4 separate regions of the Mus musculus genome follow, and all the other regions are linked to region 2. The links are chromatin loops, found by intact Hi-C in ENCODE. Cell type or tissue: heart. All regions are shown on one strand. Region 1 holds the start of Fzd3 (frizzled class receptor 3). Region 2 holds the start of Extl3 (exostosin-like glycosyltransferase 3). Region 3 overlaps Ints9 (integrator complex subunit 9). Region 4 holds the start of Zfp395 (zinc finger protein 395).

Region 1 (8,000 bases), 170 kb before region 2:
AAGGCCATATTGGTCTCCATAGAGATTTCAAGGCCAGCCTTGGCTACACAGTAAGATCCTGTCTCAAAACAAACGTCTACTTTTTGTCCTTGGGTCATTAACACCCCTCCTCTGATCTTAGTGTAAAAGAGTTCTAGCCTAAGACATACTAAAGGGGCAAACATGTAGTGGTCAAGGCCACGGCTTTGGAGATGGACAGACGAGTTTATTGGGAAGAATTCTGCCGGTTTTGATGATCTGGTATACACTCTGCCTACTTTTAATCAACGTAGCTTAATTTCCATAAAGAATTCCTTTTCCCCACTGGTGTGGGTTGGTTGGCTCATTTTCCAGGTGTCCAGTTGCTGCTTTCTGTCTTCCTTTAGGGGCCATCAGTGGCCCTCTCATGACAACAGCTGCTGGGTGATTGGATCACGTTACAGATGGACTGACCGTGGCTTACTCTTTTCTGCATTAGTCACCTGAGCAGACTACAATGCTACCCCCACTCCTCTGACCCCCAGAAGCTACACACCCTTTCCTCTTCTGCATCTGTTAGCTAGATGCTGTGTCTAGTTTTGCAACATTTTTTTTTAACCTTGTGAAGTTTTTTTTTTAATACCAGTTCTTCTATTTCTTTAAAAAATTTTTTCTTAAACTTATTTATTTTTGTGTGTGCACGTCTTGTCTGTATATATGTATGTGCACCACATGCATGGTTAGTGCCTGATGAGTTCAGAATGGGACATCAGGTCTTCTGGAACTGGAGCTATAGATGGTTTGAACCATGGTGTGGCTGCTGGGAATTGAACCTGGGTCCTCTACAAGAACAACAAGCACCCCAACTTCTGAGCCATCTCTCGATCCCCACTTTGTGCAGTTTAAAAAAAAAATCCTAGGTATGTGTATCTCCAAAATGATGCTTAAAAGATAAAGAGAGGAAAAGTCTTGCCAAGGTGGCCTGAGTAATCTCCTTCAATCTTTCTTAGAACTTGTCAGATATAGAACTCCCAAAACCTGTACTTTAGGGGACCATGATGGAATATTTTACAATGGACAGTAGTGTGAGTGCCTGCCCTCAGTGTTTCTACTTCCCCCCTAAAAGATGGGTTTGCACACACAAGTAGAACTATGGCTGAGATGACTCTATAAATGAACAATGTTGAGAAGTGTTCAATAGTCAACACCTTCCCATGGTTCTGCCACTGAAGCCCTGGTATGAAGGGGCTCAGATTAGCCTTTGGGCCTTTCTCAGCTCCTAATGTCTAAGTTACTACATTTTTTAGGTAGGTTACAAAAGGCACAGGGAATACTTTTATTGCAGCATGGCTAACTAGCAGCCAGACACACACAGGTGAGCAGGAAGACCACAGATACAAAGCAACGCCACCTAGTTCATATCTGTTCAGGTAAAATTGTATACTGCTTGTTGTTTTTTATCTTGAGACAGGGACTTACTGTAGTCCAGGATGCCCTCAAACTCAAGATCTCACCACCTCAATCTTCTCAGTGCTGTTATTACTGGAGTTTGTCACTGTGTCCAGCCCCGCCCCCCTTCTTCTTCCTTTAAGACAGTAGCTGCTTTAAAAATCATAAAGCTGCCGGGATAAAAATCTATGCATCTCTTCCTAGGAAAATACACATGAAGCTAAAATTCTGCTTCCCCCAGGTTAAAAAAAAATCTCTGTATTAATCTGAGAAGCTCCCTTGCATGTGTGGAAAGCCATTTGATGTATTCTAGGTACCATTTCTGAATGAAGCTAAAGTAGCTTTTCTCAAAGATACCCTAAGGGTCTGCCCAGGCTGTTTTCTTCCTCCTGGTTCCTTGGGACTGAAAACCACTTTAGATTAGGCTTTCTTCAAAGCAGCAGCGGTAGTTTCCAGGAGGTGGGGTTAGCCAGGAGGCACTACTCTTGGTGACAGTCATGGAGAGGGCATGCCAGTGGGGACGTCTTATCTATCTTTTGTAATTCTCCTTTTCTGATTCTTCCCTCCTCCCTCAATCCCAGAAGATGAACAGTGTACATAGTTTGTATGCATACACAAGTTCACAAATAAACTACTGGCTACTATTCAAAACACAGAAGTTTTCACATAACACATACAATAAATAATTGCATCCTGTCTACCAAGACAGCAAAGATTGTCTCATCCTTGTCCACAGGTACAAGTTGCAGGTACTTATGACTCCCTTTCCTTTTAATGGCTGCCTGTCATTGTGTTTCATGTAACTTGGGATAAAACTGTAGAAAGAAGGCCCAGGGTTCTCACCCCCTACATATGGCTCCAAGCTAAAGCCCAACACCCAAGCAGAGGTCCCAGTTGTCACATGCTTCCGGTCTGACCTAAATCTTCTGAGCCATTGTCCACACCATCCCCATTACACAATAATTTTCCTAAGGATCTATCCCAGGCAGGCCTCAAACCTGCTCCTGAAGTCATGGATGACCTTAAACTTCGGATCCTTTTGCCTGCATCTCTCAAGTTCTAGATTGCAGTGTTCGCCACACGCCTGATTTATGCAGAGTTGGGTTCTGGCTTCATGCATGCTGGACAAGCATTCTACCAAGTATTCGATACTCCAAGCCCTAAGTTTCGTTTTGTTCTGTCTCGATTTTGTTTTTGTTTTGAGATAGAGTCTGCCTCATACCCCTGGTCGGCCTGGAACTTGCTATGTAGACCAGGTTGGCTTTAAAGTAACAAAGATCCACCTGCCTCTTGCAGGGTCTGTGCTGCCAAACCGTCTCATCTCACTAATGACTGGAATTCCAATTCCTCAACTCGAAGTCTGGGTCAACTCAATGTAACTATTTCAACCTAGTGCCCCCTTTTCCTGTACTCTGTCCAAATCCACTGACAGCCTGACCACTGTAAGGACAGTGGCATGAGGCCCTGATGCTTTGGGGCTCGTGTATTCTGTCACTGCTCATTTAAACTCCAGTCACAGTATCACAGCCGTACATAGTAGATGCTCAATAAATGTTATTCAATGGAAGGGGGAAAATGTCCTGGAAGAGCATGGGGAGGGGGAGTTTGAGAATTAAACCTTGTGGGACTGCACACTGAAACTCAGAATATGCTGACCCTGGCACAGAGGAAATACTCAAGGTTGTCAAGAGTTTTATTCGGAGGTTACAACGAAGACTAGGATTGAGTTTCTCTGCTAACACACAATTCTCCCACAGTACACTGTAAAATCACCAGACAAAGGGGATCTCGCACAGTATCAGAAATAGAGGGCGGGTAGGTTTAAATAGGAATTCACCCTATATTCAAATAGTTAAAACCGAAATAAGCACTGTAATGCATGGTTCTCAAAGCTACTGCTTGACCTGCACTGTAATTGTTGGTTGTTAATTGCAGAGGTGTGAAGCAGCCATTGAAACCGCAGCGCACTTTAATCCCCAGGAGCCCCAGCAAGCTTTTGGGAAGCTGGGGAGCTCTCTCAGAATCTCCGTGTTTTTCCTGCTCTACCCACTGCTCACCTCAGCAGCTGGCTTCCTTCTTCAAGCCTCTGGTTCTGGGGTTGCTATCGTTGCACTAGGGCAGCTTTCTTTGACTCCTTTCAGCCCCCACCTTACTGCTTCCAGCAGGCCAATCGCCATCTATAAATCCTGTCGCTGGCATCCGGGGTCTCTTAGGCAACAATGTGTGGACTCTTGATTGGCCAGGGTATCCAAGGAAGGCTGGCTCCAAAATTGGGCACAGAGATAAAAGGAGAAAGTGTGGCAGTCGGGTGAGTGGGAGGAGCTGTAACATCTTGATAAAATTCTTGGAGGAAGCTGTATCCAATCCTGAAACCAGCAGCCTTGAAAAACCTCCCTTCAAGACTTGCTGCGTTTGTGTTCCAAAACAGACCGAGCATGCTCAGTTGTGTTGCTCTGGTCACTCGGGAGCTCCGAAACGCAAACTCCATTATGCCAGGTTTTAAGACTGCCCAGACGGAGGAAATAACAATTGGCTACGGGTCAGATGGGAAAAAAAGCACCTGCAGAGGGGAGGGGAGGTCGTGGGGGAACTGCCCCAAGCCAAGTGACAGATACGCCAGGGAACCAGCAGATGGCACGCCCTTATAAGAATAACTGTATTTAGGTTTTAAGATCCAGTCACATTTAATTAGCTAAATGTATTGAGCACCCAACTTGTAGTGAGAACCACAGAATTCAAGGATTAAAAAAAAAGAAGAAAGAAAAAAGAAAGAGAGAAAGAGAGAAGGAAGGAAGGAAGGAAGGAAGGAAGGAAGGAAGGAAGGAAGGAAGGAAAGGAAGGAAGGAAGGAAGAAAGAAAGAAAGAAAGAAAGAAAGAAAGAAAGAAAGAAAGAAAGAAAGAAGGAAGGAAGGAAGAAATCTGAAGGCGGGAATGGTAGCTCAATCCTGCAATCCTAGCACTACGGAGGTGGAAGCAAGAGGGTCAGGGTTCCTAGGAAAGTTTTGGCTACAAAGGGAGTTGGAGACTAGCCAGAACTCCAAAACCCTGTCTAAAACATAAGAGAAATCTAATGAGAGAAACTCAACAGTGTAATGTGCAAATAACCAACGGATCTAGTAGCTGTGATAACAAGTCCTGAAGAATTCCGAGAAGTTGGAAATCCCATGCCTGTGTAAACAGTGCAAAACAATTTTGATAAGCAGCAGCAAACCAAAACTTAACCCCAGTACCTAAAAAGAATACAACTTCCCAAACTACCTTTGCGTACTAAAACAACGGACACCTCCAACTTAAGCAGTCCTACAGATCCTACGTGTTTCATCATTTTTAAAAATAGTATAGTTTTAAATTTAGGTTTATTTACATGTGTGTATCTATGTCTGAGTGTTAGCCTGTGTCTGCCATGTGTAGAGGTCAGAAAACAACTTTCAGGAGCCGAGTCTCTGCATCACGTAAGTCCAGGGCTTGAACTCATGTAATAAGGCTTGCCACCAAATGCCTTTACCTACGAGCCATTTTGCCAGCCTTCCCTTTCATTTATTTATTTTTTTTAAATAGGCAGAATTTGCATATCTACCATTTAAATGAAAAGGGGACAGTGCATCTCGTGGAGGTTGGCGCTTTCCCTAAGTTAACAGTGGATCAGTAAGTGGCAAAGCTGAAACGAGAACCTAGGTTGTCTGGATTCCAACTTAGTGGTTTTTCCAAATGACCAGCTTGTATGTAAATGAATAGACAAAGCCTTTGGGGATGTGAGGGGGTGGCCTGGGGGAGGCAGGTAAAGATGTCATACTAAATTACCATGCATTACCAGTTAACATTTATGGTTTCAAAAAACGGGTTCATCCAGAAAGGCACCAGTTTTAACAATGCCTAGGTGGCTGAGTCTCTCTGTGAAGTTCCCCCTTGTTAAAGACTTTCTATTAGTGGTTACAACATGGAAGGAAAGGGAGATGGGACCTAGAAAGCATCTGGAGTTATCCCCATGGGATTTGAATGTTTCCATTCCTCATAGAGGATCCCCTCTTCTCTGCTCTTAACAGTACCTTCTGGGTCTCCTCATGTCCCACAGTTCCTCCAACTGACTGCTCCCCTAAAGGGGAATGAGTCACCCCGTTCCCACTGTGTTCCTTGTGAGTCACCCCATTCCCACTGTGTTCCTAAGGAACATGCACACATAGCCCAGTGTCTTGTGATACTTTGACATTACTTCTGTGTGGAACATATCACACATAAAGAAAAGCTTAGAGATTTTATAACAAACACTTGTATCTCCACAAAGATGTTTCCACCAATATGCGTGCTCTTCTCTCTCTTTCTCTCTCTCCCTCTCTCTCTCCTTCCCTCTCTCTCCCTCTCTGTGTGTTTACCAGACATGCATGTAGTAGCCCTTTCCGCACACAGATCCCATTGTCCTTGCTATGTCTAGAAAACAATTTGTGCACCGCCTTCTTGTTCCTTTTTGGACAGTTTCATTATATATATGTTCACTCTTTGTTTTGTTTGTTTGTTTGTTTTTGTTTTTCGAGACAGGGTTTCTCTGTGTAGCCCTGGCTGTCCTGGAACTCACTCTGTAGACCAGGCTGGCCTTGAACTCAGAAATCCACCTGCCTCTGCCTCCCAAGTGCTAGGATTAAAGGCATGCACCACCACTGCCCGGCATATATGTTCACTCTTACAAGTGATTTATTCTTGACAGTTTTTAAAGATGTACTACCACTTATATATAGCAGTTTCCTTTTCTGCTAAGTATTGTATTTATTTATGGGACCTGACGATGTTGATATATTTGTAATTGTGTCTGTGTCATCCCCATCTGCTGATGTGAGCAGTGGCGTGGCCTGTGTCTGTTTTTATAGCGTACTGTGTACACTGAGTAAGAAGGCTCCTGCAAGCACATTTCCAGTGCCTTAGTAATGGGGATCTAGCACTACATAAAGCTATGACAAAGTTTCTCCTCCACCCCCATATACCACCTGCCTCTTCATTTACTCTCATCAAGAGACACCACTGGGTCCCTGGGGCATGCTGATTTGCCTGGAATGGCCCTAAGAATCAACATTATTGTCCTGAAAATGTTGCTGCACAAGTGCCAATAAGGAAAGTGGAAATTGCTATTTCAGATTTTGTTTATCACGCTGGCCTATCAAATTCTGTCAATTCTGATGTGAGACTGACCTGAGCACAAGACTTTTCAGCATTCACTAAATTACCTGAGAACCTTTTAAAAATTATATCTGACTCTGTCTCTTGTTATCTGTCTCTCTGTACACCTATGGGCCAGAGGTCAACTACAGGTGTGTTAGTCAGTTGCTCTCCACCTAGTTTTTTGAGACAAATCTTTCACTGGCCTGGGGATTCACCAAATGGGCTAGGCTGAGTGACTAGCTAGCCCCAGGACCCACCCTGGCTCCACCTCCCCAGCACTGGGACCACAAGTGCCTGCTATTAGGACTGATTTTGTTGTTGTTATTTTGTTGTTGTTGTTGTTTTGTGGGTTCTGGGGATGTAACTCAGGTTCTTCCGCTTGTATAGCAAATGTTTTACCAACAGAACTGTATCTTCAGCCCATATGTTCTCACCGTAGCCATTTATAAACATAAGGGTCAGTAGTGTCAAGTACAATCACTTGCAACAGGGCCAACGTTGCTGTATGTCCTGTGAGCTACCAAGAGAACCAAATGAAGCCATGGACTCTAAGTTGAAGATGGACAAAAAGAAAGATAGGTAAAACCCTGTAACAAAGAGAAACGCAATCACGATTAATTGAATACAGGCTCTTCCATTAAAATGCTGTGTGACTAAGTAAGACATCCAACCTTTCTGAGAGTTCTTCTCCCTGTTGGGAAAAAATAAAATTGTGTTTAGATGACCTCTAAAGAAATCTTTCAGCTCCTCAAGCCGTGCATATAGCAAAGGGAGTGGGGAGCCCTCTAAGCGGAAGATGAGGCATGTCACCAGCGAGCACAAGCTCCGTCTGTTTATAGTAAGGTCTCGGTGGAGAGGACGCGAAGTGTGCACCTGCTTCGCCGGTCAGAGTGCAGCGTTGCAACAGACCGGGTGTCCCTTGCTACCTGTGCGCGGCACTACCCTTCACCGTGAGTCCCCGAGGTCCGAGGTTGGCACACTGGCTTCCGCACTGGACCCGCACTGAGAACTTGGCTCAGGCGGACTTTGCAAGAAGGACTGGGCACATGTTGGATGAATGCCTCCAGCGCTGGGAACCACCAAACCGACGCGCGGCGCTCAAGACGTCACTATCACCTAGGACGCCAGGCTGAGAACAACGAAGCCGGTCAGCGCTGCACAGCCAGGAGCTGGATAGGAGGCTGACCGTAGCGCGCATGCGCGGCACGTGCGCGCGCACCTCCCTCCCCGGGCCGCGCGCCTCGACGCTCGCGAAGGCTCGGCGCGCCTGCGGTCCTCGGCCGCTCGGGGAACCTGAGGGACGCGCGGCTGCCTGCGGGGCCAGCGGCGCTGCCCGGGAGAGCCCGGAGGCCGGCGGTGAGGTGAGTCGTGCGGCCGACGTTTCCTCCGGGGCCGGGAGGGCGGGAGAGGAGCGTTGCGTGTGGAGAGCGCCGAGGCGCCTGCCC
Region 2 (8,000 bases):
ATACTGTGAACTTCTGTTTAACTTACTGTTGCCCTAGCGGATATTGACTGTTTACCACTAGAGGCTTTCAGAATGTGTCAAATTAACTTCATTCTGTGTAGCTGAATTGATCTCCTACGAGTGCTGTTAGACTTTATCTGGGAGTGTCTTTTCTTCAGGTGACTGTCATGGTGTGAGGGCACGGCATGTTGGCAGCACTGGGTACCTTTGGTAGGCGCTCACCTTGCCAGATGTATAAACAGATGAGAGAATGGCGTGTGTCTCTGTGCTTTGGACATAAGCTCTATTTACAGGTGGGTTTGGGGTGATTTGTTGCTTAGGCTGCATTAATCGAGGTACATGTGATCCAAATTAAAACAGTCACATATGTCATTCTGAAACTTAAAATTAGGAACTGTTGGAGGCAAAGCACCGCTGGCAGACACTGTGTCACTAGGGGCTAGTGGCACAACAGAGCCTCTGCTTCCTAATTTCCTATCCTAATTCCTTAGGACAGAGGGATCTCTTTATGTGGTTGTTAAATCACAATGCAAGCCTATTTCTTTTCCCTTCTTTCTTTCCTTCCTTCCTTTCTCCCTTCCTTCCTTTCTTCCTTCCTTTTCTTTTTCTGAGACAGGTTTTCTCTGTGCAGTCTTAGTGGTCCTGGAATACCAGTCAGACTGTCTTTGAACTCACAGAGGTCCCCCTGCCTCTGGGTCACCACTGCTGACCACCTATTTCTGATTAAGTTCTGAAATGTAAGGTAGAGATGATAAGCACTGTAAAAGTTCCACCTAGGGTGAGGCCAGCGGGAGCTGGCTTTGTTGTATTCTGACTTCAGCTCCTTTCTGAAAGAAACACTGTGAATATGATAAAGCTTTTTGAGCCATAAATTTTGGTGAAGAGCTAAGTCCATAGGAAGAATAAAAAGGACTTGATCCAGGGTAGATATTAGAATTTTGAAAGATGGGTGGTGGAGACCCTGAGGTCAAGGCTTTAGGTCTTGGTGACTGAATGTAAGTGTAAAGAGAAACAGTGAAGTGAAGGTTGTGCTAGGTTTGGAGTTCCTGTCTTGGGAAAGATGAAGGTAAAGTCATTATAAACCAGGACATTCTGGGAGAGCCAGGAGGAAGGGATAGAAATGAATTCACTGTGAGAAATAGTAAATTTAACATCCTGGTGGATTACCTAGATTGTTTTGGTCAAGAATGTGGGGTTCCAGGTCAGGATGGTTTTGAGTCGTGGACTCTGCTGTGCCCTCTGTGGTCCCAGGCCTCTGCTTCCTGGAGTTTCATTTTCCCCTCTGTAGGGTGGTAATTCCTAGCCAGACTAAAATGAGGCAGCAGGCATGTAAAGGGTGTAACCTACTGCCTGGCAAGTAAGTATTCATAAAATATGAATTTGGGGGATGTTGTGGCTGTGATGGTATCTAGGGCGCCACTGCAAAACAAGGAGTGGAGTCCTGCAGCGGGGGAACTGCTGTCGATGGAACTGATGATAATCAGCAACCGCTTACAGTGGCAAGAGGTGTTAAGGAAAGCCAGAGTCACACTGCCAGTTTGGCATACCTTTTAGAAGGAGCTGGGGCAGGAGACTGACGAGGTTGAGAGATCCTGGGTGACAACCAGAGAGCAGCAGCCAGATATAATGTCCAGTAAGTTTCACAGGGATCTCCTTTTTCTCCCTAAAGCTTAGGTACAGGTGACATCAAGTCAGTCAGAGGTAGAAGCAGCAATGTGTTGTTACTGAGGTCCAACGGATGACTAAGTCCACCAGGCAGCTGTTATCTGCAAGTCTGCTCTTGCCAGAATGGAGATGAACCAACCCCTGGAAATTCTTACCTTGCCTCCTATCCTGTCCCATTGCCGGGCTCTTCCTGCTGCTGCTGCTGCCACTGCCGCCGCTACACATCTCTGGAAGAAAGCCAAGTAGACAAACTGCTGAAGGGAAGTTTCAAGTCGAACAGACAAAGCTTTCTCCATTTTTCAGTTCTCCAGTTCATAAAGTTTGTTCCTACTTCCCTGACATGTCTCAAAAAAAAAAAAAAAAAAAAAAAAAGGGAAGTCATTATATTTTGATATGTCAGTGGTGCAAGTAGAGATTTGGGTTTGTGTGTTTGTTTCTCCTTAAAGAGAGAGAGGAAGAGGCTGGCGTGAATGGCAAAGAAAATAGCGATACAGGGATATCCTGGCATCTTTGATGGCAGCAGAACCTTTCTCGGCTCTTCCGTGCTTAGCTTGAGAGGGGAGGATCCTGGAAACTCAACCGCCATCAAAACCAAGCTAGATGCTTTCGGGTTCTCATTTCCCAAATTCAAAGAATGAAATTCATGTACCACAGTGGGGGTGAGATTTAGGTGGAAAAACCCAAAAACCTACTGTTGGGAGAGAAAGACAGAGACGCTCCTGTCCAGCGGGAAGGGTCCTCTCCCCCCCAACCCCCGGGGGCTGGAACCCCACTGAGCAGCGTCACTGCCTGCAAGTTAATTGGGCTTTAGCGGATGGAGGCAGGAAAGAGGATGAGTTACCCAGTTCAGCTTTCATGCCAGGTGTCGAGGTCCTTGCAGTTTGGGTCACAGCCTCAGTATGGCGTCCAGGAAAGGGGTAGGAGACGACGACCTCCTTCCTGGCCTCTCCAGCCTGGTGGCACTTGGCTTAGGCACTTGTGGCATCTTTGACCTATTTCCAGCCTTTAGCCAAGAAAAGGCCGATCACTCCCTGCGCCCCAGCCTTGTCTAGTCAATTTCTACCTCCTGCGCTCATCAGTGGGAGAGAGGAGCGTTACATGTCCCCAGAAAGGGAAGGAGGAAGGATGGTTCGATGGTTAGTTGTTGTCAACTTGACACAAGCTAGGATCTTCTGAGAAGAGGGAACCTCAGGTATGGGTGGGTAGCACGTGCCTTTAATCCCAGCAGAGGCAGGCAGATCTTTGTGAGTTTCAGGCCAGCCGGGTCTACATAGTGAGTTCCAAAATAGCCATGTAGAGGGAGACCTCAAAATGTTCTCCCCCAAGTGGAGAGAGGGAGGAGGGAAGGGGGGAAGGGAGAAACTCGTCTATCAGATTGGCCTGTGGGCAAGTCTGGGGCAGACCCAGCCTATTATGCACAGAGCCACCCTTGGGCAGGTGGTCTCTAGTGTAAAAAAGAAAAAAAAAAAAAAAAGAAAAAAAGAAAACTGAGCCAGCCATGGGAAACGAGCCAGTGAACAGCCTAACTTCAAGGCCTCTGTTTCAATTTCTGCCTCCAAGGGCCCTGCCCTGCTTTAAAGTTTATGCTTCAGCTTCTTTCAATAATAAACTGTGACTGGGATGTGTACGCCTAATAAACCCTTTCCTCCCCAAGTTGCTTTTGGTCGTGGTGTTTTATCATAGTTACAAGAGAGTAAAATAGGATAGATGAGGGAAAGAGCGGAGCCTGACTTGGAGATGGGTGGAGAGATCAGGAGATGAGGAGACTGCTCCAGAAAATCAACTGTCAGGGTTTTAAAAATGTTTTGTTTTGCAAAGGGAATGGTTAACTCAGTCTGCCGTGGGAGTGGAATCCTGTTTTCTCAGCCTCCCTGTCCTGAGCACTGGGTCTGGGTGCTCCCAAGAAGGGCAGGTGGAAGGGTCAGCAGCTGTGAAACCATCTCTGGGGTGCAGTTCTCCTTAAAGTAACAGACCACCCAAGCACAGGGATGGAAATGAGCTAACCTAGCTGGGTGTGTCTGGACTCTGTGGAGGAAGCCCTGGGGCAATAGCCTTGTTTTGGGGGACTCAAATAAATACGGAGAAGCAATCTGACTTTAAACTATACTACAATTGTTAATTTTAATAGATGAGTTTGAACTGTTTTCTAAATTAACTCGTGCTACTTTTAAAATTGATCCTATCTCCTCCCTCTTTCCTTCCCTTCTCCTCCTCCCCCCCCCCCCCCCCCCGGTCTCTCTCTGCCTCCTCTGAGCCCTCCCTGCCCCTGCCCCCCCTTCTCTCTATATTCTCTCTGTAGTAGAAGGGTCTTCCCAATTCCCAAACCACAGAGCCTGGCTTTAAAGTATTTAAAAGATACTCCTTTTAGTCCATAACTTGCAAGGTTGATTAATCTGTTTTGCAAAGCCGGGGATTTTTTTTCCCCCTAAGCATCTACTCAGCCCCGCCCTTTATTTGCAGCTAAATATTTAAAAGTGTTTCAGAACTGTGGGTCATTGCTAGCACGGGGTACCACATTTGGGCATGGGCTTATTTTTAGGTTGAGGGTTACCCAGATTAATGGGGCCTCTTCTCCAGGCTCCTGGCCCTTCTCACAATCACTGGCACCCAGCCTGCGCCTGGGATCCAGGAGGGCAGAGCCCACCGCCCCCCTCCGCCTGTGCCTTCGGACGCGTCCGGAAAGTCACGAATGTCTCTGCGCTTTCCTCTCGCTCGGCAGACGCAGGTTCGGCCGTTTCCGGCCCATCTTCGGCAAGTTCCGCCGGCGCGGGTCGGAAATGGCCGCCGGCCGGCAGGGGGAGTGGAGGATCCGGCCGGCAGGGGGAGTGGAGGATCCGGCGCGGCCTGGGAGGCGCGCAGCCGGCGGCCAGAGCGGCTTGTGGGAAGCGGACTTTCACGCAGGCAACGGCGGTGGCTCGTTACTGACTGGAAGCCGGTAGGAGTCCGGGCGGCATGGAAGCCCGAGGACCCGGGCAGGGCTGGAAAGGCTGGTGGGAAGCACCGGGCAGCCTTGAGCTTGCGGCTGTGGCGGGCGGGGGCACGAGCGGCGGTGCCTGGGAGCTGCGGCGGCGGCGCAGCCGGGTAGGCCTGCCCCGCGCGGGGGCCTCGCTCCGCTGGGGCCGGGCACTAGCGGCCCACGGGAACATCTCCCGTGGAAGCGCAGCCTTCAGCTCCCCGCGATCACTCCCACATCTGGCCGCTTCTCCTCGGCACAGCTGCGCGCCGCTGCCCGTCGGGCTCTTCTCTCCAGGTGGCCACTTCCTGCCAGGGGTCCAGGTGTTGCTGTGCTCTGTGTCCTCCCGGGGCCTGGGTGTGCCACAGCTGAGGGATTGGGGGTCCCCGTGACGCCCCACATGGAGTGACTGTTCTGTTGGCGACAGCCCCATGTCAGAGCCCGAGAAGCTGGGCAGCACCGAGTGTTTGCCCTAGTCCATAGTGAGCAGCTGCTTAGCCTCTGTTGAGATATCCACGGCCCTGAGCCCACTGAAAGTCGATGGGTGTCAGCCTCCAGCCTGGATCGCTGCTCTTTAAATTCTCAAGGCCTTTAATAGATCCTCTTCTTTTGGGGAAGAGGAAAGTCAATATGTGATTTAAGAGGTGGCAGTAAGCGGTTCTTCACTTTTGTCTTGTTCTTGTTCCACTTGGAGAGTCTGGCATTTCAAGGCTGGACTTCTTGACCCTCTCTCTTCTACCCTCCCTCCCTTCCCATCCATCCATCCATCCATCCATCCAAGCAGGCTTGGAGGTTCCTGTCTATTGCTCAACAGTTAGCTTTCCCCTCTGACTCAATGACTATAACTCTCTGTAGAGTCTGGGATGGTGGTTCTTCCCTGGGGCATTGATAATCTTGAGTGAAACTAGACTTTCTCAACAGCTTATTCCAGCAGAGGACTTTTATATAAATCGTAATGAAAGAAAAACCACTTTCTTAAACTCTTACTTGGTGTGTTAAACATATCTATTTCCTGTGAGGATTTCCAGATCTTTGCCCGTGGAGAGCCTGAAGAGCCTGAAGAGTTGACGTTAGTCTGAATGCTTTCTGGAGGAGACCTAGAATTGTGGCTATTAAGAATTGTGTGTGGGTGTTTTGTTTTGTTTGGTTGTTGGAGATAGGGTCACGCTGTAGCCCAGGCTGACCTGGAGTTCTTGGTGAGCCTGTTGCTTCAGCCTCTGCAGTGTTGGGATTATAAAGCTGGAGCCACCAAATCCAGACCTAGCATCTTCAGAATCCTTGAGACACCAGTTTGGACACCAAAGGTGAAGGTAGAACTAACAAAAAGCTTTGTGTGTGTGTGTGTGTGTGTGTGTGTGTGTGTGTGTGTTTATTCTCATCCTCACTTTCTAGAAGAAAAAACCATTATTAAGTACCTGGTGTCTGTTGGAATCTCTTAGTGATTAGGTCTGAGAGCTTTGTTTTTTGCCTGTGAGAGTAAAAGACCTCAGTAACCAGGTGGGAGAGAAAAATGGACTCTAGAAGAGAGGGGGAGGTCTAAAATAGGCTAGTAGCTTTCAGAAGGAAGTGTGCAGGTTGGAAAACGCTGTGCTGTGTGAAGGCGCTAGACCAGGGTGTGGGGTGTGTAGGCAGGCAAGAGGCTCACCAGGAGTTCCAGGCCAGCCTGCTATAAGCCATGATCTCTAGCCTAGTGGGAAAGGTCAGTGAGAGGTGGGGAAGGAGTGAAGCAGGGCCTGTCAGTTGAGTGACTGAGTTGGTTTGCTTCTTTACCTGTGGAACCCAGGGCTTCCCACATGCTGTACGGCACGCCCTCTACCATTGAGCTACAGCCTTTGCTTTGGTGGTAGCTGGAGAGGGGTTAAAGGTATTGTTTAAAGTAAAATAAGGTATTAGAAATAAGAGTGTCTCACCAGATGGAGTCCCGGTGAGGCTCTAATTGTCTCTGTACATAGTTCAGTGTGAAGCAAGGACTAAGAACCAAGGCTGCCGGGCACCTTTAATCCCAGCACTTGGGAGGCAGAGGCAGGCGAACTTCTGAGTTCAAGGCCAGCCTGGTCTACAAAGTGAGTTCCAGGACAGCCAGGACTACACAGAGAAACCCTGTCTTGAAAACACACACACACACACACACACACACACACACACACACACACACACACAAACCAAGGCTCTTCCATCAAAAGTTCTAAAACTACTCAATAATATTTGCTGGAGAACTAAGTTGAGTTGAGAAAGTTCTTGGTGAGTTGTTTCTTTGCAGGCAGGTTCTAGTAGCACATGCCTGAAACCAGCTTGCTAGGTGTACCAGGAGTCCAAGGTCATCGTTAGCTACATAGGAGAGTTTGTAGCCAACCTAGGTTACACGAGGCCTATGTCAAAAAATAAGCCAACCAACAAACATTTTATTTACATTCATTTCCTTTTACTTTTGGTATCTGCTCCCTTTGAGAATCTGTGATAATGGGACAGCTGAGCAAACGGGAAAGACTTTTCACGTGTTATAGGTTCCATGAAATAGCAGATTGTGTGCAGATGAAGTTGAGAACTCAAGGACAGAGGTAGACTAACGTGTGAGCATTGTCTTCTCCTGCCTGAACCTCTTAGACGCACCTTTTGTGATTGAAGTCTTTCAGGTGTCTTGGGTGATATAAGTAGGTGTAAAAGAAGCTGGAGCTCTTAAAAAAGAAATCTCTATTAAAATTTATTTTTATTTATACGAGTATACTGTAGCTGTCTTCAGACACACACCAGAAGAAGGCACCAGATCCCATTACGGATGGTTGTGAGCCACCATGTGGTTGCTGGGAATTGAACTCAGGACCTCTGGAAGAACAGTCAGTTCTCTTACCCGCTTGAGCTATCTTCTTTAAAAAAAAAAACAAAAAACAAAAAACAAAAAAACAAACCAAATCTGTAGCCTTGAGGTGCAGAGGGACAGAGAGACTCATTTAATAGTGTGGCTCCTCTATATAGTCTATAATGTGTGTTGTAGGGTATTGCTCAGAGGCATCCAAATGAACCATTAAAATCCCAAGGATGGGGGCTGGTGAGATGGCTCAGCGGGTAAGAGCACTGACTGCTCTTCCAAAGTTCTTGAGTTCAAATCCCAGCAACCACATGGTGGCTCACAACCACCCGTAACAGGATCTGATGCCCTCTTCTGCTGCAGTCTGAAGACAGCTACCATGTAGTTACGTATAATAATAAATACATCTAAAAAAATAAATGAATAACATCCCAAGGATGGAGCCATACAAAGGAGAGCAGCACATACATAATATAGTGTAGAATCTAATCTGTTTAGTAGTTAATACCTGCACGTATCCCAGAGATCAAGTCTGGGTGCAGTAAAGTGTGGAAAAGCATGTGGTCTAGGAAGCCC
Region 3 (8,000 bases), 73 kb after region 2:
GTTAGAATCATCGAGGTTCTCAACACCTTATAAAATCCTATCCAAAGCAGGATAGAGTTCAGTATTGAAAAAAACAAAACAAAAAACCCAAAAACCAAAAAGGAACAGAAATGAAAGTTATGCTTGATCAACAGTTGCCCAACATGGCTTCACCTTTATTCCTTTGCATCTATGCTGTTCCTGTTTAGTTTTGGAGACAGGGTGCTCTGGAATTCGATCCTCCTGCCTCAGCTTCTCCAGTGCTGAGGTTAGAGTGTGCAAGGCTGATGGGCTATATTTATGCTTTCCTCTCTGCGCTGTAGGCTCAGGCACCATCAGCCCGATGGAAGGACTCTAACCCTTACCTGTGAATATGATGGTGTTGAGGCTGGACTTCCCCCAGAGCTCCATGAAGTGGACGACGTCCCCAAAGCGGAGGGAAGGATGTCCGGTGAACAGCACACACGGCTGTCTGAAGTCATTGCTGAAGTCACCGTGGATGCTGCGGTAGTGCTTCAGCTTATTCGTCTGAATGAGCTAAAACACACAAAAACCCAAGTGCTGTTGGCCGCGGAACCCAGCTGTGCTGGAGAAATGACCAAAAAATACAATCGAAGACGGCAGGCCACAGACTAGGAGAAGACTAAAAAGCTACCCCTGCATGAGGCCTGCTGTCCAACCTGAACAACCTGGTTTATGCCAGAGGTCGGCAGAGATAACTCAGCGAGACAGCAAGTGAGTATCTGGAGACACTTAGAACCAGGCACCAGTGGGGAAATGCCAACCACAGCAGCAGACGCTGCTCCTTATCCAGTACAATGGCCGATGTTAGACCCACCACACCAAATGCTGGCCAGAGTGTAGTACAGAGGACTCTCTCCCTCCTTGCTGGTGGGATGAGAAATGGCACAGCCACTGTGGAAGACTTTGTTGTTGTATATATACACTTACCAGAGGACCCAGTAATCATGCTCCTTTGATATTTAACTCAAAGGAGCTGATAGCTTAAGATCCACATGTACAGCAGTTTGCTTACAACTGTCAACACTTGAAAACAACTAACATGTCCTGCAGTTGGTAAACGGATAAACTGGCACATCAAGATAAGACTATGGACTATGAATTCAGTGCTGAAGAAGCTATGAGAAGATGGAGATGAATGCATTACTAAGCAAAAGATGAGAATATGAAGAGGCTGCACACTACGTTGGTTGAACATTGGCATTCTGGGAAAGACAATGGAGTGGAGGCAGAGGTTGCACCACAAAGCCCACATAACTCTGGATGGGCCTTTGAGTACACAGTAGGGGCATCATCCAGAGTTCTTGTGCATTTTCGGCAATATTCTCGTGTATTATGGTATACAGAACAGAGGCACCAAGTGTGTTTATAGCTGTGTCGGACACTGCTGTTTCTGAAATGGAGATATCAGCCGAGAATTCTTTTAACAAAAATCAAGGAATAACCTGTCCAATAACAGGAGAACTATTAAGAGTGAATTAAGTCACTGTTGTGTATCTGTGATATAGGACTGATGACTGGCCGCAATAACACAGTAATAATACCACGAGTCACCCAGAGGAAAGCGAGTGAGATGCAAACCACTGATGGGGATCAAACAGAGGCACAGACACACCCAGCAGGTCTATAAGGACAGGACTTCCCATATGGTCCAGGGAATACACAGTTGGTAAAGTGCTTGCTGTAAGGACCTGAGTTTGGGCCCTCAGCACCCACATGAAAAGCTGGTGTGCCTATGTGTGCCCAGTCCTGGGGATGTGCAGTCAGGAGGATTTCTGAGGCCTGAAAGCCAGCCAGCCTGGCTGAATTAATAAGGTCCAGCTTCTGTAGGATAACTTATCTCAGCTTGGCGTGGTGGGGCGTGGTGGCGCACGCCTTTAATCCCAGCACTCGGGAGGCAGAGGCAGGCGGATTTCTGAGTTGGAGGCCAGCCTGGTCTACACAGTGAGTTCCAGGACAGCCAGGGCTACACAGAGAAACCCTGTCTCAAAAACCAAAACCAAAACCAAAACCAAAACAAACCAAAAACAAAAAAACTTATCTCAAAAAACCAAGGTGGGGGGGGGGGGGAGGATTAAGGTTGGTAACTGATGCACACATATATGGACATATATATATAAATAATTTGAAAATTAAATAAATTTTACATATATGATTGACATGTCTAGAAGGAACATTTTAAAGAGAATGTTTACTTTTATTTAATGTGTGTATTTTTGCCTGTATATATTGAGTCAGATCTCCCGGAACTGGAGTTTACAGATGCTTGTGAGCCACCACGTGGTGGTGGGAATTGAACCTGGGTCCTCTGGAAAAGTATCCAGTGCTTTTAATTTTAACTACTGAGCATTTCTCCAGCCCTTAGAGAGAACATTTGGTAATAGATTTGCTCCTATGGAAGGTGGGAGTAGATATCAGAATAAAATTCCCCGGAATAAGCTATAACAGGAGGGCTGTGAACTGCCCAGACTTATGGTAATACGATGTGTTTATTAGAGGGAGCAAATTAATTAAATGAATTGTGTGCTGGAGTACTTTTCAACCTTTCTATTTATTTATTTTTTTGAATTATAGTCTTGCTGTGTAAACCTGACTGGCCTGGAATTCACTTTGTAAACCAGGCTGGCCTGTCTCTGCCTCCCCAGTGCTGGGATTAAAGGTCTGTACCTTACTCAGCCCCTTTCACAGCGTGTGTGTGTGTGTGTGTGTGTGTGTGTGTGCGCGCACGCGCATGCGCATGTATAGTTTAAGACTTAGTGTTGCTGGATCCCAGGCTGGCCTGGAACTCACACCTGTCTGCTCCCGCAGTGCTGGGTTTACAGGCGTTTGCCACTCTACCTGGCTCTACCTAGGGCTGTTTTAGGCATGAAGACTGCCACTATCCTATGTCACACCACCACCCACATTTCGTTTGGGCCCTTTTGGTATTTTCTTACCTCTGCATGTGGGAAAGGTGGTTCTGGGAGGTAAACTTTACTCTGTTTGTTGTGACAAAGCCTTTAAAGAGGAAGACACAGGTGTTAGGCAGTGTACTGGGCGTCTACTGCCACCTAGTGGCAGCAGCACAAACACTAAACACTCCAGTTTTTTAAAGCTTTCACTCTGGCATTGACTCTGAATAAAAGCTGGGCCTGGCTCATGCAGGATGCTGTTTCAGGTAAGTACAGCTTTTATGAAAACAAAAACAAAAACAAAACAAAACAAACAAACAAAAAAAACCCCAAAACCAAAACCAAACCAAACCGAACCAAACCAAACTAACAACAAAAAACCCCTACTTGTTTAAAATAATCCAGTCCCAAGGGATGGTAGGCCCTCTTCAGCCTCTGCAGGCTGTGCACTGCGCATGTGTTACACAGACAGTCATGCAAGCTGAACACACACACATAAAATGAAAATAAGTAAATCTTCAGAAAAGAGAACAAGAACTAAGAAGTAATAAGAGAGCAGGGGTAGTGGTGTATGCTTGCAATCTCAGCAGTTAGAACCCTGGGGGAAGGAAAATCCAGAGTTCAGAGCTAGCCTCAGCTACATAGTGAGTTGAAGCCAGCCTCAGCAACACGAACCCTGCTTCAAAGAAGCGGTGTGTGAGCCCATGCAGCAGTGCCCGTGCAGAGACCGGGCAGCCGCGCAGGGGCTGTACACTAGACACTCAGGTTTTGGAGCTACCATTTTTATAACTGTTTTGAGTTTTGCTTTGTGCATGTTAGACAAGAACTCTGCCTTGGCACTGTGTCCCAGACTTGATTTGGATCTGGGCTGCTTTCCACTCTTGGTCCTTTTCCTGTTTCAGGATCCAGTCTGAGACACCATGTTATGTTTAGTGCCTTTCTGAGACATGGCTTCTTGCTGCCGCCCACGCCCTCTCCATTACAGTAGCACTACTCACACCAGTTGTAGGGAACTGAGATGGGAGGATTAGAGTTTGAGGCCAGACTGGGTTACATACCTAGAGAGACTTTGCTCAAAACAAAAGCTACAGAGGAGCCTCGGAAACTGCAATGTGACAAACAAGACCAGAAAGCTCAACAACTGGCCAGCCGATGGGCTCTGACTGTCTGTCTCTGTCTGTCTGTCTGTCTGTCTCTTTCTCTCTCTCCTTCACTGTCCTGGGACTCACTCTGTAGACCAGGCTGGCCTCAAACTCAGAGATCCACCTGCCTCTGCCTCCTGAGTGCTGGGATTAAAGTGTGCACCACCATGCCTAGCTTGGGAACTCTCTTTTAAGGACCCTGTCAAAGTACTGTAAAAACAATAGGTTCAGAGGTGAGAATTTAGACTAAGTCCCCAAAATGTATTTATTTTTTTTCTATCTATAGTTTTCTTTCACCTTTCATTATTATTTTTTTAAAGATTTATTTTTATTTTATGTATGTGAGTACACTGTAGCTGTCTTCAGTCACACCAGAAGAGGTCATCGGATCCCATTACAGATGGTTGTGAGCCATTACAGATGGTTGTGAGCCACCATGTGGTTGCTGGGAATTGAACTCAGAACCTTTGGAAGAGCAGTCGGTGTTCTTAACTGCTGAGCCATATTTCCAGCGCTTTCACCTTTCTGTAAAAATCTCTTTTTGGGAGAAGGTAAAAACATGGCAGACACCTTCAGAGAATCACCTGCACATCTAAATGGATACTAGCTCTTGGACACTAGCTGTGTCTGCATTTCAGGTTCAGGAGGGAGAAATCTGAGAGCTTAGTACTGTACCCTGAACAGTAGAGGGCAATGCAGAAGGGACCACAGGACCACTTGCAGATTAGTGACCCGCAAGTGACAGGAAAGTGCTTTCTGCTAAGAGATATGTCCTCCCCTCAGTTCTAGAATCTTCACGTAGGCACAACAGATAGGGACCTCCACCTTGCTGAGACTGCAGCTGCTGGAGTTCAGCTCTGTGAGTCTGTAATACCCGTCACCCCTCCCCCAAGATGCTGTGCCCCCCAAAGCTACAGCTACTGCAGTCCTGCACTCCTGAGGGCACTATGGCTCAGGAAGAGGCTCTGGGAATTTCCCTCTCCCCTAAAAAGAAAACAAACCCAACAAGCAAGCAAACAAAAGTGTCCTTATCTGGAGTTGGGGCTGATACTGGTAGAGCAGGGAGCAGGGGGCTTTTGCAGACTACAGCAGATGCCCCTGAGATCAGGAAGCACAGAGTAGTTTTGAGCAGACACAAGTAAGCAGCTGGGCCTGAGGGTGCTCCCCCCGGAACACTCTTCTAAGCAAGAAAGGGGGGAGGCAGGGAGCTGGAATGGAGTGATGTTGGTCCTGGCTTGGGGTTAGCAGGCCTAACTTGGCTCCACCACAATCCCTTGCTGAGTTACTCCACTCTAGAGCTAGCACTTGTTCAATTAAGCAACCGAATTCCTGTTAGGCAGCAAGTGCTTTGCAGGCCGCTGTACAAAGGGGGCTAGCAAAGCAAAGCAGGGAGTCTAAAGCCAGTGGGGACTCTGACCCTGACTGGGCTCCAGGTCACACTGGAATGGCCTTAATGACGCTTTCACACTTTCAGTCCCTTGCTGCTTTCAGACAGTGTCCAGCTGCCTAGAGGACTCCCGGTGTAGCTGAGGAGAATGGCAGTTGGCTAGGAGGAGGGCAGCGACTAACAGCGGGAGAGCTTAGAAAAGGAGGAAGACTTTTACTCTAGTTCTCTCCTTGGTAAACCATGATCGCTAAGTCTCTCTGAGGGAAGATCATACGTCCCCATCTTTCTCCTCTTTACACCCTTCCTTCTCCCTCTTCCCTAATGTTCCCCATGCCCTCTTGAGGAGCTGCCGCTGACACTGCTCCTCTCCTAGGCAGCCACACTCATTCTGTGGGTGCCAAGGACATTCCAAGCTGTGGTGCCTGCCTGGCTGCCCGGTCTCTGCATGGACACTGCAGCATGGGCTCACACACCACTTTCTTCTGCTTCTTTCTTCCTTCTTCCTTCCTTCCTTCCTTCCTTCCTTCCTTCCTTCCTTCCTTCCTTCCTTCCTTTCTTTCTTTCTTTCTTTCTTTCTTTCTTTCTTTCTTTCTTTCTTCCTCCTTCCTTCTTCTTTCTCCCTCCTCTCCTCCTCCTCCTTTTTTTTTTTTTTTTTTTTTTTCCAAGACAGGGTTTCTCTGTATATCCCTGGCTGTCCTGGAACTCATTCTGTAGACCAGGCTGGCCTAAAAATCAGAAATCCACCTGCCTCTGCCTCCCAAGTGCTGGGATTAAATGAGTGCGCCACCACTGCCCGGCTAACACCACTTCTTTGAAGCAGGGTTTCATGTTGCTGAGGCTGGCTTCAACTCACTATGTAGCTGAGGCTAGCTCTGAACTCTGGATTTTCCTTCCCTCAGGGTTCTAACTGCTGAGATTGCAAGCATACACTGCTACCCCTGCTCTCTTATTACTTCTTAGTTCTTGTTCTCTTTTCTGAAGATTTGCTTATTTTCATTTTATGTGTATGTGTGCTCAGCTTGCATGTCTGTCTGTGTAGCACATGTGCAGTGCACAGCCTGCAGAGGCTGAAGAGGGCCTACCATCCCTTGGGACTGGAGTTACAGACAACTGTGACCTGCCATGCAGGTCCTGGGAACTGAATCTGGGTCCTCTGGAGCAGTACTCAGAGCTCCTCCACTCCCTTTTTTAGTTTTGATAAATGTGTTTGCCCTGAGCGATGCTAACATTGGGGTAAAGTAGGTGAAAGGTGTCCGGGAACTCTATTGTCATTATGGTTTTCCGTAAATCTAAAATTATTCTAAGGTACAAAGTTTATTACTTAAACTGAAAGAAATCCAAGATAAAATTAAAAAAAAAGTATCAAACTGGGAAAAATGGCTAAAGTATGTTAACAAAAAGTTAATATCTTTAATATATACACAGAGTTCAAATATGTAATAGAGATATAAAACCTTTAAGAGGTAAATGGGCAAAAAAGGAATAATTTACATAAAAATATTTTGGCAAGTAGTATTAGATAATGAACATTAAAAATATTCCTACCCTTTATTCCAGTAATTCCACTTTTAGTAACTTACCTAAGGCAAATGCTATCATCATATATAGACAGAATAGTTTCAATTTAAGATTTATTCTTAAAAGGAAAAGCCCTGCCAGCCAATGAGAAGGTAATAAGCTAAGTATATAGATGTGAGTGATGTGAGGAGACAATACTGCAGCCACGTGCGCTGGCCGTGTGCTCATTGTATGCTGTGTGCTCCCTGTATGTTCACTGTGTGTTCACTGTGTGCTTACTGTATGCTCACTGTGTGCTCACTGTATGCTGTATGCTCACTGTATGCTCACTGTATGTTTACTGTGTGCTCACTGTGAGCTCAATGTGTGCTCACTGTGTGCTCAATGTGTGTTCACTGTATGCTCACTGTGTGCTCACTGTATGCTCACTGTGTGCTCACTGTGTGCTGTGTGCTCACTGTATGCTCACTGTGTGTTCACTGTGTGCTCACTGTATGTTTACTGTGTGCTCACTGTGAGCTCAATGTGTGCTCACTGTGTGCTCACTGTATGCTCACTGTGTGCTCACTGTATGCTCACTGTGTGTTCACTGTGTGCTCACTGTGAGCTTACTGTGTGCTCAGTACGTGCTGACTGTGTGCTCATTTTTTTCTTTCAAAGAAAGAAGAGACAAGGTATGGGCTGTAGCAGTCTGGCCTTGAACCTGTTCTCCTCCTGCCTCAGCTTCCCAAGTGCTGGGAAAACAAACATTTGCTGCTCTTCACAAGGTTTCATAATGGTTTAGTGTTATTGAATGTTTTCTGCTACATAAGCACTGCACTACTGAGCTGCAACCCCTTTAGGAAAACAAAATCAGAATTTAAAATTAAGAAGTGAAACTTGACAAGGTGATATCTAAAAAAATGTTAACTACTCAACATGATTTCTAGGTCAGATGGGGTTTATTTGGACAGTGGTGTTGTGGGCTCCAGGTCTCTATTATTTTCTATAACTTGTTTTTCTACATAACATGGCTTGCCCACTTATGAACTAACACACACCTGCAAAACAAACTCACAGAAA
Region 4 (8,000 bases), 260 kb before region 2:
TGTATGTGCATGTGTCTGTGTATGTGTGCATGTGTGTGTGTGTGTGTGCATGTGTGTGTGTGTGTGTGTGCATGTGTGTGTATGTGTGTGTGTCTGCACTTAGAGGAGTTGGTTCTCTCCTTCCACCATGTGAATTCTGAGAATCAAAGTCAGATCATCTGTCTCAACGGCCAGCCCCGATGCCCACTGAGCCATCTTGTCCGCTCTCAACTTTCTTACCTTAGAGCACAGTCACGGTCACAACTGCATACAAGCACTGCCCTACAATGAGCCAAAGAATTCACTCGTGTCTGTTCTGTACAACTGTTACTGTCAGGAAAAAATGCCTGTGACGGCTCAGGCCTGCCAAGGCAGGAGGATTGCTGTGAATTCAAGGCTCCTGGGTTACAGAGCAAGAAGGACTGAAGAGAAAGAAGGAAAAGAAAGGGAGAAGAGGAAAGGGAAAAGAAGGGGAGGACGACAAGGGAAGAAGAGAAAAGGAGAGGAAGGTAGAAAAGAGGAAGGAACCAAAGGAAAGAACAGGAGAAAGGAGGAGAGAACATGGCCCTTACGGCCTCCAGTCCCATCCCTCAAGCTCCTCTCCCCCTCAATTCACTGATTCTGCATCTCAGAGAAGTAAGCAGCTGAAACGAAAATCCCAGCTCATGCCACAACCTTCTGTAACCTTATTCTTCAAATTCAGATGTTGCACGCTGACACTTGGGGGATTTGTTCAGCAAATCACCCTAAGTCACTCTTGCAAAAGAGAGCAGACTCCAGTGGACAGGAAAAAAAATTCAAAAGAGTGCCGGCTCCCTTCTATGCCTTCTCACCAGAATCCTGAGACAGGGTTACTGGATGGGACTGGGATAAACCAGACCCACACAAAAGGTCCTAAATTCCTGTCTTCCTTTAACTGGTCTTGCTGTTCATCCCTCTCTGCACAAACAGTGCAGGAGACTTACATCTCGGTAAAGAGTAAAGTTCAGCACGCAGCAGAGTCTAACATTCTCCTCCAGCAAAGCCCACCCCACTTCCCTCCACCCCCACCCCTGCTTACAATAAATGGCCTCATTTCCCTAGAAGCCCACTCCCCGGCATTGCTCCTCCACATCCAGGGCCAAATCCAGACAGTGTCCAGTAAAAGGTCAAAACAGAAGCCCTGCAGGTCAGACCCTCAGTCCTGCATGGATTCTCTGCTGCTCCTACAACCAAAACAACTGCGAGCTTGTTCCCTGGGTTCCCTGACGGGTCTCCATACACTCTGCTCCAGGGCATAACCTATCAGAGCCACAGTTACTAACACCAACATACCTACTTCCAGATAAAACAAAAGAGACCTCTCTAGGGCCCAAGTGGCAATCATCTTCTCTGCAAAACACACATTTTAGAGTCCGGTTAACAACTACAGCAGCTCCAGGCCCTGGTGTGTGATCAGCTTCCTCCAGGAATTAATTCCTATTCATTTCTTCCCTTCACCCACCCCGTCAACAGATTACTTCAACAGCAGTGTCTTCCAGTAAAACCAAGTCCAAACCCACAGCACTCCAAAAGTGCAACAGGCTACTTCACTGGTCTGTCTCCTAACATCAGATTCAAAACTCTTTACCAATATCCTTGTTACCTCATCCCCTGGTCTACTGTCTTCCCAGTCCACCCTGGATAAAAGTCCAATTCTCAGTCTGACTTTCTAGGACTTTCACAATCTCAGCCACTATTCCTCTCTCTATCTCTTACTGTTCAGGAAACATTCCAGGAGGGCCAAGGCCATCTCCTGGACTCTAGAGAAACCCATATTCATCTCCACTTTGTATCCCATTTTCATAAATCCCATCTTTCAAGGACACATAGCCCAGGCCTGGTAATTCCAGTCCATAGCTCCCTCCCTCCCTGTGACCTCCAACAGCACCCAGTTCTGCACCTGGCATTGTGACAACTAACTGTGCCCCATCTGGAGTCATATTTCACATGCTCAAGTCTTTCTATGTCCTCCAAGAGATTACAAGCCCCGACGGGTGTTATCTATGAGTCTTCTATTGCCTTTCTCACCAAGACAAGCAAGCCCTTGGACATCCTTTTGTAAACTTGTCACCTGTGAACTCCTCCTTCTGACTGAGTCTTGCCAGGGAATTATCCACAGGTGGAAATTATTTCAAACTGAGTTCCGTATTCCCTTCCCCACCTTTATCTCCCATGCCTCCTGTGCCTGAGCCTGCACAGTAACTTTGCAGCCCTTGCACGTTCATTTGCATTTGAGCTCTCAAATCATTTCTCTCTCATAGCTTTCAGAGACATCATCCAGAAAGCTTGGCAGTGGGAAGAGGGCAGAGTGGCTTCTCAGAGGTACCTGTGGGCTAACCAATTTCCTTGTGTTTCACCCTTCCAAAGCAAGAACCTCTATTTACACAACCCCCCTTAGAAGGATGTCCTCAGGCTACAATACCTGTTGATTGCTCAGTTTGAAACAAACTGCTCCACTTTACACCATTCTGTTAAGGGATCTTGCAGAAAGCAGTGAAGAACTATAGATAGCCCCTGTGCCATGGCCTGGCATCATGGGAACCCATGCCTGGTGGAAGTCCTCCAGAACCACAGGAAAGGGAGGGATGGAAAACAGGGCTCCTGCAAGATTGCTGGCAGGTGGGTCTCTTTAGATCTCCAAGAGGGCCCTAAAGTGAAGGTGCAGAGCCTTAACTCCCAGGCAGGAAGCCTTGGAATTGTTTGCCCATGACAAACTCCCTTTGCAGGCCCCCATGGGCCACTCCAGAGGCCCACAGTGCCACGGCCCGGGAGGGACCCGGGGTGAGCCCGGAAGGCTTAGAGCCAAGGGGGCGGCGAAAGGGGCCGCAAGAAGGGGGTTGAGAGAGGGTGTGTCGCGAGGCCAGTCCCGCAGCACGGCACTCTCTGGTTATGGAGAGGGCAGGGGCGCGCATAGCGCAGGGCTGACGGCTCAGCCGGAAAGGGAGCAGGTTAACAGGTCAGTGTGGCCCCGCGAGGCCACTCCCGGCCACCACTCAAAGTTGGGAGGGAGATCGGGCCGTAGGACCCGCGACATAAACAAGGCGACGCGTGAGAGGGAGAGCGGCCACCCCCACCCAGTCACCCCGCCAGCGCCGCAGCAGCCCCGGTCCTGCCCGGGCCGCGCGAGCCTCCCGGGTCTCCCACCCACCCCTGGCTGTCGGCCCCAAACCCGGGCTGCAACCCATGCGAGGTCCCGCGCGCAGCTCACCTCGGCCGGCCACTGACCCAGACAGCTCGGCTCCCTGCAGCGGCCGCGGCCCTGCCCGCCACCGGCGCGGCCCCTGCACTGCGCCGCCTCCCGCGCCGCCGCCTTCGCGCCCACCTGGCCGGCCTGCCCTCCCTCTCCGGGACACTGCGCTCACGTACGCGGCCGCGGCCACAACCCGGCCCGGATTCCCCCGCCCGGGAAGGGAGCGCGCCGAGCCGCTCGCAGCCAGTCCGCCCGCGAGCCAGCCAGACGCAGGGACACACCCCCGGCCACGCGCGCGCACGACTCGCGCGCCCCCAGCCCCAGCCCCGGACGTGCGCGCGCGCGCTCCACACACCCTGCTTGGCGGTACACAGTGGGCGCTCAATAAGTGCTGGAGCGACTCCTCTCACACATGCGCACTTGAACCTGACCGAGTTGTGACCCACTTCCCCAGCCCCCACCCCGAAATCCGAGCGTTCAGCACCACCCGGAACCGAACTAGCGTATCTGCTACCCCCGCGCCTCCTTTTTTTTTTTTTTGACTCCCCCCCCGACCCCCCCCCCAACTGAACTGCAAACCCAACCAAAGTTTCTGGCTGTTGTTTTTCCAGCGCGCCCCAGGGCGGGAAAGGAAGCCAGAAGCTCTAGGCGCCAGGGACAGGAGCTTGGCGAGGGCGACAGGGACCCGAGGCCGGGTAGCGGGAGGCGGCGCGCGAGGGCGGAAGCGCTTGAAAACCCAACCTTTCCATTTCGCTTTGGACCAAGAGTGTTCTTCTCCAGTTTTATGACTTTTATTCGTTTGTAGTTGTAGCGCGAGGCGATGTTTACTGTTTCTGGAATTAAATAGGAGAAAGTTAACTATTAGCCTTCAGCCCTTGTGTAAACAATACCGGTTGCTTTTTGGCACCGTTAGGCTCTGGCTTTTGGATAATTTGTAACAGGGAGAATCGAAGCGGTTCCATTGTGTAGTTCTGTGTTTTTTCTAGATAAGGCCAAGGACAGTGGAGAGGGGTGTGTGCGAATGTCTAAGTGTGTGTGAGTGTGTGTGTGTGTGTGTGTTTACAATCAAATTTAATGAGTAAAAGAGTAATAGCCCCTCCCTTCTCAAAAAAAAAGTTTTAAAATACTTCGAAGTTGCAGTTCACCTCCAATTTTGGACTTCCTGTGTTTCTAGGAGGCCGTGGAGTGTTAGTAGAGCTTGGGAATCACATCCCATTTTAAGAGCTGAGTTAGCATTGGCATCTTTAGCAGGTTCAGCCCTAAACACATCAGCTTCTTGATCTATAAAACAAAGCAGTGTAACTAGAGATAGTGCCTAGCTCACGGCAAATGAAAAACAATATGTCCTGGGAACTGGCAAGAGGGCTCGTGGGTAACACTGCTTGTGACCAAGTCTGATGTCACAAGTTAGAGCCCCAACATGCACAACATAGCGGAGGGAATCAACTCCAGCCCTGTACATACACAATAAATACATTTTAAAAAAATAGTATGTCCTTTTTTCTGCCCTCAACTATTTGTTGAAATAAAATTATCCAACTGGAATCAAAATTCCTACAGGAGATGATTCTCAACTAGGGGTGATTTTTTTTATCCCTAATAATATTAATTTGTCCTTAAAATATCTAGATATATTTTTACTGGTGTTGGGAGGGTGATTTCTCACTGTCATTTAAGCTGCTGAAGGCTAAGTATTCCACCAATATCCTGCTGTGCACAAGACAGCCCCACATGGATGAATTAACTAGTTTCAAATGCCTGCCTTACCTGCTCTAGGATCAGCCTGCCCAGGGTGTAGTTCACCCAAGACTGCTTCTCCCTTTTAATTCTCAACCTCAGGAAAAAGTTCTGTTTCCAGATAAGAATAAAGTGTTATAGGGCATCACATCGGTGACTTTATTTAATACACAAAGCCTTCCCTTAACATGAAGATATGGATTGGAAATGTACACTTTATGATTAAAGGGACATATGCAGTCCATGCATGGCTTTCTGTTCTTGTTCCAGTTGTCCCCAAATGCTTCTGTATAGTCAGTCCCTCCTCTCAAGTCTTTCTTGATCACCCTGAAGTTTGCAATACAGTCTCTGCCCCAAGGAACGCTTGGCCTCCTCACAAGCAGACTGCTGCTCACTCAGAATTGAGCAATACAGAAAACAAAGCACGTAATTGATCATTGTAGCCCAGGGACTAGGGTGTCTGAGACAAGTGAGTCTTCATAGTAAAATCCGGGGCTCCAGAAGTGCTTGTTGAGCTAAATGAAAGTTGTATACACAGAGTAGGTCTCCAGCTGGAGTGTGAGCAACATGGCAAGATTTAAACGGCTAGGCTCTGTAAAGGGATGAGGGTCTGGCTTCGGTTTTTGTTTAACTGTGTTTTCCGAGACAGGATCTTTAGCATTGTAAGTAAGCCTACACTAAGCTTTTTAGATAGACAAGGGTTCTACCACTTCCCAAGAACAGGGGTCACAGGCAGGCACCGACATCCATTTATGTTTCATTGGGAACCAAACCCAGGGCTTCATTCGTGCATACTGGGCAATCATACTGCCAACTGAGCAACATCTCCAGCCCAATTTTTTTCTTTTTATAATTTTTATTTATTTGCTTTTTTTTTTTTTAAGGCAGGGCCTCTCTGTATAGCCCCAACTGGCCTTGAACTCACAGAAATCCACCTGCCTCTGCATCGTGAGTGCTAGGATTACATTTATGTACCACCATTACTGATATTTATTTACTTACTAATTTATTTTTGCAGTACTGGAGATTAAACCCAGGGCTTTGAGCCTGCTGGACAAGGTTTCTACCACTGACCTAAATCCCCAGCCTGAATTCATTTTTTCTTTATTTTTTATTTTTATATTTATTTACTCATTTATTTGTTTTTCAAGACAGTTTCTCTGTGTAGCCCTGGCTGTCCTGGAACTCACTCTGTAGACCAGGCTGGCCTCGAACTCAGAGACTGACCTGCCTCTGCCTCCCAAGTGCTGGAATTAAAGGTGTGCACCACCATCACCTTTTTTATTTTTCTTAAACTATCTCATTTAAACTTTTTTTAAAAAATATTTGTTTATTTATTTTATGTATATGAGTGTTCTATCTGCCTATATACCTGCATGTCAGAAGAAGGCACCAGACCCCCATTATAGATGGTTGTGAGCCACCATGTGATTGCTGGGAATTGAACTCAGGACCTCTGAAAGAGCAGCCAATGATCTTAGCTACTGAGCCATCTCTCCAGCCCTTCATTTAAAGTTTTAACCAAACGTACACTTCCTAGAATGACTGAGTCTTGATCAAACTGGGATGCTCGCTTAGTTGACAAAACACATGCCCCACTGTGTGCAAAGTGAGCCATACTCTGAATAGGAACAGAGCCCATGGCTTGTTCTGGTTGAAATCTCTTCTTGGAATCACAGGCTGTTCAGGAACATATGTCTTCTCCCAGCATATGTTAGATGCAAATCCCTTTTTACTGCTATAGTATACATCCCAGAGTGCCTCCCTTTAGCCCCAACTCAGAATGCCCCATTATCACAGATGCCTGGTCTCAACACAAACCCCAGCATGAAGCACCTTCCCTCAGAAGCCAGTCCCTGGCCCTGAATACATACATGCAGCCCAGTGCATGCCAAGCCAACTGTGCTTGCAAAACTGACATTTGGAGTTTGTAGTCCTGTTGTTTCTGCTTCCCTGTATTAAAGGTCTTGCCTGTGCTGAGGGCTGTCTCATCTTTGGCCTGCTGACCTTCCTTTCTCCCACACCCTGGCTCTCTACAAAAGTGCTGGCACCTTCTGCCTTCCTTCCATTCAAGTAACCCACCCTTTGAAGACTATCTCCTATCAGCTTAAGCAAAGCAGACCCAGACCTTTGTCCCTGCCCCTACCTAATGCTGTACAGACACATGAATAGGTCATATTTGGGGCACTTATGAGCCTAAAATGGTCACCCTCCTCAGACTCTTGATTCTACTGCTTACAGGCGTGGCTTCTCCAATCTATCCTTCCCTTAACCTCTTAATTCTGCCTAAGGCTTCCCAGAGGCTGCCTGAAGCTTTTCTAATACAGATCCAGCACTGCCCATAGAACCCCTCCTGGTGAGCCACCACCTGCCTCCCTCTCTGCTTTCTGTCCGCTCCATTCATGCTCAGCTGCTCAGCAGAACGCATGTCTTCCTTTGTCACTGGCTGTGTTCTCTGCTTAAACCACCCTGTTCACACTCACTGGTTTACATGGCTCTCTCCCTGCTCATCCCTAAGCAGAAACACTTGAGGAGCAAGTTCTCTGACGTGCTTCCTTTGGCCTCCAAAGCAGGAGGAGGTGCCTCTCCCAGGGTCAGAGCACCCTCAATTTACCCCCTCCTCACTGAAATCTCCACTCTTTCATCTTAATCTCCTATAAGACTAAACATTTGCAGGTCAGTCTCATTGTCCATGATATAGGCAATGTCCTGCATGGGACCTTAGACAGTGGTTGCTAGATGAACTGCTGATCGCATCTGAGGAGAGAGTAGCAGTGATCTACGGTCAAGGTGCTCCTCGGTTCAAAGCATGCTTTAAATGCTCTGTGGGCTCCAGGCCTCTTGGGAAGCTCCCAGTCTTTTTTTTTTTTTTTTTTTGGTTTTTTGAGACAGGGTTTCTCTGTCCTGAAACTCACTTTGTAGACCAGGCTGGCCTCAAACTCAGAAATCTGCCTGCCTCTGCCTCCCGAGTGCTGGGATTAAAAGCGTGTGCCACCACGCCCGGCCTCTCAGCCATTTATCTAGAGTAGAATGAAACTTCCAGTGTGAACTGGATCTTCGGCCTATACCACTA

Evidence for each region. Hi-C counts contacts between places; a loop is a spot of excess contacts. Peaks named below come from ENCODE experiments on the same cell type or tissue, not always from the same donor. Only the 100,000 strongest peaks of a DNase experiment are listed, where the experiment ranks them.
Region 1: it touches region 2 in a loop (2.3-fold over the local background); 3 of 42 quality-filtered maps call a loop at or near these places.
Region 3: it touches region 2 in a loop (2.4-fold over the local background); 2 of 42 quality-filtered maps call a loop at or near these places.
Region 4: a loop joins it to region 2, with 1.9 times the contacts of the local background. A loop is called at or near these places in 3 of 42 quality-filtered maps.

Annotation. Positions count from the first base shown.
Region 1 is chr14:65,262,248-65,270,247 of GRCm38, reverse strand. Fzd3 (frizzled class receptor 3) reads left to right here and starts at 7,785. Exons shown (of 7, transcript NM_021458.2): 1 at 7,785-7,916. Fbxo16 (F-box protein 16) reads right to left here and starts at 3,630. Exons shown (of 8, transcript NM_015795.2): 1 at 3,465-3,630. In heart, CTCF peaks have their summits at 4,026 (motif pointing right) and 7,969; DNase peaks (open chromatin) are centred at 3,727 and 7,747; H3K4me3 peaks cover 2,623 bases; H3K27ac peaks cover 2,118 bases.
Region 2 is chr14:65,094,597-65,102,596 of GRCm38, reverse strand. Extl3 (exostosin-like glycosyltransferase 3) reads left to right here and starts at 4,491. Exons shown (of 7, transcript NM_018788.3): 1 at 4,491-4,600. It overlaps Gm52119 (a long non-coding RNA gene), which reads right to left and starts at 3,227. Exons shown (of 3, transcript XR_003951142.1): 1 at 2,507-3,227; 2 at 1,821-1,892; 3 at 1-1,669. In heart, a CTCF peak has its summit at 4,485 (motif pointing right); DNase peaks (open chromatin) are centred at 1,846, 2,586, 4,436 and 5,006; H3K4me3 peaks cover 1,982 bases; H3K27ac peaks cover 5,488 bases.
Region 3 is chr14:65,021,402-65,029,401 of GRCm38, reverse strand. It overlaps Ints9 (integrator complex subunit 9), which reads right to left. Exons shown (of 17, transcript NM_153414.5): 11 at 2,937-2,997; 12 at 345-516. Among named protein-coding and RNA genes, the nearest start is that of Gm52118, 21 kb to the left of the region's middle. In heart, a CTCF peak has its summit at 3,046 (motif pointing left); a DNase peak (open chromatin) is centred at 3,051; H3K27ac peaks cover 1,066 bases.
Region 4 is chr14:65,353,964-65,361,963 of GRCm38, reverse strand. Zfp395 (zinc finger protein 395) reads right to left here and starts at 3,288. Exons shown (of 10, transcript NM_199029.2): 1 at 3,209-3,288. In heart, no CTCF peak of the experiment used is centred here; DNase peaks (open chromatin) are centred at 2,923 and 3,503; H3K4me3 peaks cover 3,887 bases; H3K27ac peaks cover 5,409 bases.